Regions from separate parts of the Homo sapiens genome. Here regions 1 and 2 are each linked to region 3. Evidence: read pairs that join two places in POLR2A ChIA-PET (ENCODE). Cell type or tissue: PC-9. All regions are shown on one strand.

What was found. ChIA-PET counts read pairs that join two places held together with the same protein. Peaks named below come from ENCODE experiments on the same cell type or tissue, not always from the same donor. Only the 100,000 strongest peaks of a DNase experiment are listed, where the experiment ranks them.
Region 1: POLR2A ChIA-PET joins it to region 3 with 14 read pairs; 3 of 35 experiments call an interaction of 5 or more read pairs at or near these places.
Region 2: POLR2A ChIA-PET joins it to region 3 with 10 read pairs; 16 of 35 experiments call an interaction of 5 or more read pairs at or near these places.

The regions. Positions count from the first base shown.
Region 1 is chr1:59,549,655-59,552,154 of GRCh38, reverse strand. The region is part of intron 7 of FGGY (FGGY carbohydrate kinase domain containing); the gene reads right to left. Among named protein-coding and RNA genes, the nearest start is that of MIR4711, 180 kb to the left of the region's middle. In PC-9, no CTCF peak of the experiment used is centred here; no DNase peak of the experiment used is centred here.
Region 2 is chr1:59,069,827-59,072,326 of GRCh38, reverse strand. All of the region lies in intron 2 of LINC01358 (long intergenic non-protein coding RNA 1358), which reads right to left. Among named protein-coding and RNA genes, the nearest start is that of LINC01358, 51 kb to the right of the region's middle. In PC-9, no CTCF peak of the experiment used is centred here; no DNase peak of the experiment used is centred here.
Region 3 is chr1:58,779,046-58,781,545 of GRCh38, reverse strand. It overlaps JUN (Jun proto-oncogene, AP-1 transcription factor subunit), which reads left to right. Exons shown (of 1, transcript NM_002228.4): 1 at 1-755. Among named protein-coding and RNA genes, the nearest start is that of JUN, 3.8 kb to the left of the region's middle. In PC-9, no CTCF peak of the experiment used is centred here; a DNase peak (open chromatin) is centred at 1,485; H3K4me3 peaks cover 2,073 bases; H3K27ac peaks cover 2,411 bases.

The DNA of each region.
Region 1 (2,500 bases), 770 kb before region 3:
CCAGCATCGGCTGGTGTCCCCTGCCCTCAGACTATGAGAACACCACCTCCCTCCTCCCTCCTTAGTCCCTCCAGCCTGGGGATGGTAGCTGCTTCCATTTCACTGATCTCTGATTTGCTTCACAGGGAATGTAGCCCTTCTCAGCTCCTCCATCATCAGGATCGCCATTTTTGGGTATTAAGTTACTGGTTTTTTAAACAATTAGAGTGGTTTGTGTTTTGCTGAGTGAATCCTGAGTGACACGATTCTCCATTCAGGGCACAAAGGCTTTTGTACAGGAATAACCCAAGATATGAGCTCATTTTAACTGAGCTCTTTTTACATGCTCTTTCTATACATGTCTCATTTTATTCTTACAACAAACTAATGTCATTGGTATTAGTATTATCCTCATTTTATGGATAAGAAAATCGAAGCTTAGAAATGAGTAGTAACTTCACCAGGGTCATGCAGCTCACAAGGAACTGGGCTGTGATTCACATTCAGGTAATCTGATTCCAAAGTGCTGGTTCTTCCCCACCAAGACTCACAGGTTTTTCTCTAAGATAAAAATCCAATAGCCAGGCAACCAATGTTCACTTATCTGTACATCTCAAAATCTTGGGATCTTAAATATATTGATTCTGAGATCCTTGACAGAAAAGGAGTTGGCCACGCTGCTCCACAGTATCATAAATAGGTTCAAGGAATTCCTGAGAATCACCCACATTTACTGGTTGCATAAACATAAAGTACAGGCAAAGTTAATGTTACAGGGTCAGTCAATACGAAAAGGGAATTAAAATGAAGGAAAAAGAAATGTGTAGGAAATATTTATTTGTTTCTTCTTGGGTTGGCAGATTCACTGCTGCTATATCTAGACTTAGAACCTGAGAACTAGTGTGCTATTATGAGAAAAGGATGGAATTTGGAGACAGAAGGATCTGCTATAAAATGAGGAAAATCACAACATCACATGGTTGTTGTGATATTGCAGAAATGCTTAAAAAGAGATGTTTAATGGTAGCTCTGTCACCATCATCACTACCATCACTCTCTCCACCACCACCATCATCACCATCATCATCATCTGAACCCCCTCTCAAGAGACAACTGGATTCTTCCTTTCTAGTAAACATATCAACATCAAAGATAGGCTGGGTACTGTGCTGAGCTCCTTGAATGTTCTCTCATTTAATCTTTGCAACATCCATAAAAGGTAAACATTCTTTCTTCCTCTTAATAGATGCAGAAGTAGAAGAACAGAGCAGAGTGTTCAGGTAACTTGCCCAAGGCCACATGGATTTAAGAAGCAGTGCCAGGATTTGACCTTGTTCTGTCTGACTCCAAAGCTTATGTTCTTTCTATACTCCTCACTTTATGATGTTATAATTGTCTTACATAATGAAAACATACTTGGAAGTGCTAGTTCACCATGAAACTCAGTGAGAGCCATGGGCTAAGAGTTAGAAAAACAAGAGTTTCAGCCCCAATTCTGCCACAAATGGCCTAAAAGTTTGAACTGGTTCTCTCATCCCCACAATGAGAGAAATGAATTACAAATGGAGGTCCTTCCTCAGCCATTCTCAGTATATACACAGTGCTTCTCCTAAAATACAAGCTGAGGTATCTCCTTACCTAAAATTATATATATTGGGCAGGACTGGCCTCATTTCCCCTCAAGAGGTTCTCTACACTCTGCCTAATGTCCACCCCAATTCAGCAGCCATGCATAGCTGATGTTCACTGCAAGACCACATGAGTCGGAGAGCTGACATCTTATTTTTCCTTTGGCCACACAGTGCTTTGATGGGCTATCCCCGAGAAAAGAGGTTCAGAGATAAGCAGGGAAAAGCAAGAAAAGGTGGGAGGAGCTTTCTTCTTTCCGGAGAAACATATTTTGCCATCCACAGAGAACTCACAGGCTGCATGTGTACATCAGGAAACAATTTGACACAAGTGCAGCCCTCGGTACCGCTGGGGCCCTTCATATGACCATACCAGTGTCAGTTTATTCTGCAATCCTCAAAATGTTTAAGGAGAAAAATTAGCAGATGAAGAAACAGGCATAAAAAAACAGTGACATCATCAACTGTGTTTTCCCTGAAACTTGCACAATGCCCAACTGATGGCAGTTGCTCAATAAATGTTTGTTGAACTAAAAAACAAATAGCAGAAAAACAGGCTAACTCAATGAATTAAATGTCTCCCAACCCTCCATGTAACACACATAGTTCATATCAAGCAATGTTTAAAAAGAATGTTAAAAAAGGAACATTTAAAACTTCATGAACAGCTCTCTTATTTAATATGCTGTCTCCCTTCATCTCTCCCATTCATCCAACCAACAATACTTCCACCCAAGCATTGAGTCCCTACTATATTTATGTAAAATAAAAAAGAGACTTTGCAAATGTTATGATTAAGAGTACATTTTCCTATAATTTATCACGCTGTGGCAGTTTTGAAAGCTTACAAGGTTATATAGAAGAAAAACATCCTGAGTTCTCGCATTTGTGTT
Region 2 (2,500 bases), 290 kb before region 3:
TAATAATAATAGCTGCCACAAATTGTTTACCTAATATGTGCCTGGCCTGTGCCAGTCCATCACAATGACCATTTGAAGTAGAGGTTTACTGCACCTATTCTATAGATGCAGAAACTAAGACTTATAAAGGTTAAGGGTCAGACCCACAGTCATACTTCCAGTAAGTAGCTCTGCTGTTTTTCTGATTACAAAGCTTATACTTATTCCATGGCTGGGTCTGCCCTTTTATTTGGTTAGACGTTTAGATGATACAATAAAAATAGATATTTCAAAACTCAAAAGTTAGAGAAGGGAAAATCCTACATTACATCAGTAAAGGTCCAGCCGAGAGAGAAACCATACCAGTTATTTTAACATGGAGAATATAATATAGAGAATTGCTGCCTGGGAACTCAACAACCAAAATGGCAAAAAGAGAATGCTAAGGTATCATGGAGCCAACAATTACAGGAAGCGGCTGCCTCTGGGACTGGGACAACCAAAGAAAGAGGTTGGCATTATTAAAACTTAGAAATATGGGAGAGAAGGCCCTGCAGAGATGAAACTCAGATTCTGAGAAGGGACACTGCCCGGCTGATGATAGTGTTTCTGAGTTTGAAGGACAAGTCTCATTGGTCTGGGACCCAGATCTCTGAGGAGGGGGCTCAGATTGGTTAGTGTCACTGAGGGGGCACAATGAGGCTGTTTCTGTGAGTGTTAGAAAAACTGCAAATTGGATTTAACCATTGCTCCTGAAACAACTGCTGCTGCCATGGTGAAGAGACATTGCTTATGAACATAGGAACGGGAAGTAAACAGAAAGGAGGAAGCAAACAGAAAGGAACAATCGCTTCTTTCTCTCCTCCGGGTGTGCAGCCTCCTGCTGTGGCCCCCATGGGCTGAGCTCAGCAGGTAACTAGCTAGTCAAGCTGAAATGTGGTTTGCAGTGTTCTAGCTGCAGCATCTCGAAGTACACGTTGTGGTTTGTGAAAAGTATCTGAAATTTAGCATCCAAAGACCTGGAGTACTGCAAAAGCTTTTAATTGGTTTTCCTTATTTCAGTCTTAAATCTATAAACCATGCCTACTGCAACCAGAGTGATTGTCTTAATCGTAAATCATTTCTCTTTCTAAACCTACAATGGATTCCTACTGCACTTGCAGCTACTTAAACTCCTTGATCGGTTTGCAAGACCTTGTTTGGTTTCCAATGTCTCCAGCCTTGCCTAAACCACTCTTTCCCTCAATCGCTATATCCTGGCTACAGCAGCCCTCATGGAGTTCTTTAAATTCACAGAGCTCTGTGCCACCTGAGGGACTCTAGACTTGCTGCTCCCTTGGTACAAAATCTTCTTCCCCAATTCTCAGTCTAATTCCTCTTCATTTTTCAAAGCTGAGACTAAACATACCTTTTCCATTCTCTGATATTTCTGCCTCTTGGCTGGACCTTTATTGATGCAATGTAGGGTTTTCCCTTCTCTAACTTTTGAGCTTTGAAATATCTATTTTTATCTATTTTATTGCATCATCTAAAAGTCTAAGCAAACACTCCCCTGCCATTTTTCTTACTGCACACTGTAAATATTTACATACAATTTAATGCACTTGTGTGTTTTATTTGTAACTACTAAATATCTATCTCAGCCATTGCACTTTGAGCCTTAGGAAGGCAGAAATCCTGTCAGTTTTTTTGTCTCATAAAACCATGGGTCTGGTGTAGAGTCATTACTCCTTAATTATTTGTTAAGGAATTTGTAGGTTTTTATCTAGCCCCCAGATTAATGGTTGTGTACCTCATATTACTTTTAGGGAATATTTAAGTTCTTCAAGGGCAGGGACCACATCTTATAGGCCTTGTATAGTAATGGGCAAAGAATAAGCATTGATGGGCTGGGCGTGGTGGCTCACGCCTGTAATCCCAGCATTTTGGGAGGCCAAGGCGGGTGGATCACCTGAGATCAGGAGTTCAAGACCAGCCTGGCCAACATAGTGAAACCCTATCTCAACTAAAAATACAAAAAATTAGCTGGGCGTGGTGGCGGGCACCTGTAATCCCAGGTACTTCCGGAGGCTGAGGCAGGGGAATCGCTTGAACCCGGGAGGTGGAGGTTGCAGTGAGCTGTAATCGCACCATTGTACTCCAGCTGGGGTGACAAGAGCGAAACTCAGTCTCAAAAAAAAAAAAAGAAAAGAAAAGAAAAGAATAAGCGTTGATGAAGTCTTGTTGCTTTTTTATTCATAGTAACTAGTCATATACAACGTCACCTACAGACTGTCCAGATTCTTTGGTGCATTTTCAAGTCTTCTATCTGGAGCTGGTAGTGGTTGTCTTAGGGGACAAAACAGGGAAACTGTAGTCACAGGTAAGCATGGAAAACATATATAGAAGTGCTGAAGAGCATAGGCTACAGATTGCCTGGGTGTGAAACCCAGCCCTACCACTTACATGACCCAGATAACCCTGGGAAAGTTGCTTTGCTTATTCTCATTGTTTCAGCTTCCTCAACTATAATGGTAATAAT
Region 3 (2,500 bases):
TTTTTTAATTTGATGAAAGCTGATTACTGTCAATAAACAGCTTCATGCCTTTGTAAGTTATTTCTTGTTTGTTTGTTTGGGTATCCTGCCCAGTGTTGTTTGTAAATAAGAGATTTGGAGCACTCTGAGTTTACCATTTGTAATAAAGTATATAATTTTTTTATGTTTTGTTTCTGAAAATTCCAGAAAGGATATTTAAGAAAATACAATAAACTATTGGAAAGTACTCCCCTAACCTCTTTTCTGCATCATCTGTAGATACTAGCTATCTAGGTGGAGTTGAAAGAGTTAAGAATGTCGATTAAAATCACTCTCAGTGCTTCTTACTATTAAGCAGTAAAAACTGTTCTCTATTAGACTTTAGAAATAAATGTACCTGATGTACCTGATGCTATGGTCAGGTTATACTCCTCCTCCCCCAGCTATCTATATGGAATTGCTTACCAAAGGATAGTGCGATGTTTCAGGAGGCTGGAGGAAGGGGGGTTGCAGTGGAGAGGGACAGCCCACTGAGAAGTCAAACATTTCAAAGTTTGGATTGTATCAAGTGGCATGTGCTGTGACCATTTATAATGTTAGTAGAAATTTTACAATAGGTGCTTATTCTCAAAGCAGGAATTGGTGGCAGATTTTACAAAAGATGTATCCTTCCAATTTGGAATCTTCTCTTTGACAATTCCTAGATAAAAAGATGGCCTTTGCTTATGAATATTTATAACAGCATTCTTGTCACAATAAATGTATTCAAATACCAATAACAGATCTTGAATTGCTTCCCTTTACTACTTTTTTCTTCCCAAGTTATATACTGAAGTTTTTATTTTTAGTTGCTGAGGTTAACATTGCTGCAATCTGAAGTGATTTGAAAATTAAGAAGCAAAGAATTTAGGAAGAGTCAAACTAGAAGTTGTGATCTGAATGAAACAGTCTCCCAATTTCATTAATTCTTTCCCTCTTTCTCCATCTCTATCTCTCTCTCTACTACCTCACCCCCAAATAAACCCCTATGCCTATGGAAACTAACAGTTTAGCATTTTGGGTCTGTCTGTAGCTTATTTCTTAATTTGTTTCTAAAATAATCAACCTTGTTTAAATATAGAATAAGTCTCAAAAGATAGTAATCTAATACTATGGAAAAGATTCACAAGAGAAAACATGAACTAGTACTAACTCAATGATTACATGCGTAAATCAAACCTCAGCTCTGGGGAAATGGGAAACTTGAATTCTACCTACAGATATAACTTAGGAGATCAACAAGGCAGTGCTTAACAAGGGAACAATTTTTTGCTTGGTTGCTTTTCATACCAAGAGCCAGTGTGATTATCAGGCAGCAAAAGCAATTTGATATCCAGGAATATTTCACAAACCACTAATTGAGTCAGGGCTGTTTGCTCATTAGCAGTGTTCTAGTACCCAGTAGGTCTGGGAGTGCTAATATCCTGCCTGTGGCTGTAAATCCAAATACACAAAGAGTTTCTCCTTAGGAGTATATCTAGGAGTGGAAGAGATTGGACAGGCTTGTTAGCTTCGGATCCTTTGTAATAACACTTCTTGAACAAAGGGTTACTGGGAGCAGAGCCCAGTTTGCCAAACTGAATTTGCCGATGTCAGCAACCCGGAAGGTGAGATGATTTTGACCATATGTAGAAATAGCAGAGGGACAATAAAGCATTTTGGGGTGGGGCTCTGTGGAAGCTAAACAAGAGCCAACTAGAAAAAATAAGCAGGCTGGGGAATTAATTACCTGCAAAGGTAGACTAAGCCCAGACAACAGTACAGCACAGAAAAGCCACACCACTCCCCAGTTTGCTTTAGATTTCAGTGTTAAAAAAAAAAAAAGTCTGAAACTCAGGCCTATCCCCATGCTTGATTGTTTCAATTAACATTCTAAATGTATATTCTTGAAATTCTAACCATTCTAACCAAAAGGGGTAGAAAAAAGTAATTGTGGTAGAGGAAATTAACCCATGATCTCTGGTAAATTTTGGAGACAAAAGATTAACTGCTTATAAACACTTAATGGTTAAGCTTATTATGGGCCTTCAATGAGTTAATCTTTGAATTAAGGTAACACTAATAGTTGGAGAAGATGAAGCTGGTGACACATCGTCATTAATCCTCTTAATTTTTTTTACACATATATATATGTTACATATATAAAATAATTCAATCAAGGACATTTAACCCTCTCTGTCTATCAAGACAGAGGGTTCATGAACTCAGTGAAAATGCCCAGAAAGTTGTGTTTGTGTGTCTGTACACACTCTTCTGAGGAGAGAAATTTTTGCTTTTATTCGACCCTCCCAGAGTTCCATGACTCAAAAAAAAGGGTTAATAAACCATGAACTGACCAGCTACATGCCCACTATCAGAAACATATCATTGTATGGATCTAAATCCCATGCTCTTTCACCCCTTCATGTTTCTGCTTGCATGTATTTGCCTGGAATACCTTTCCTTCTAGTTCAACTGATAAATCCTACCCATTCTTCAAGTC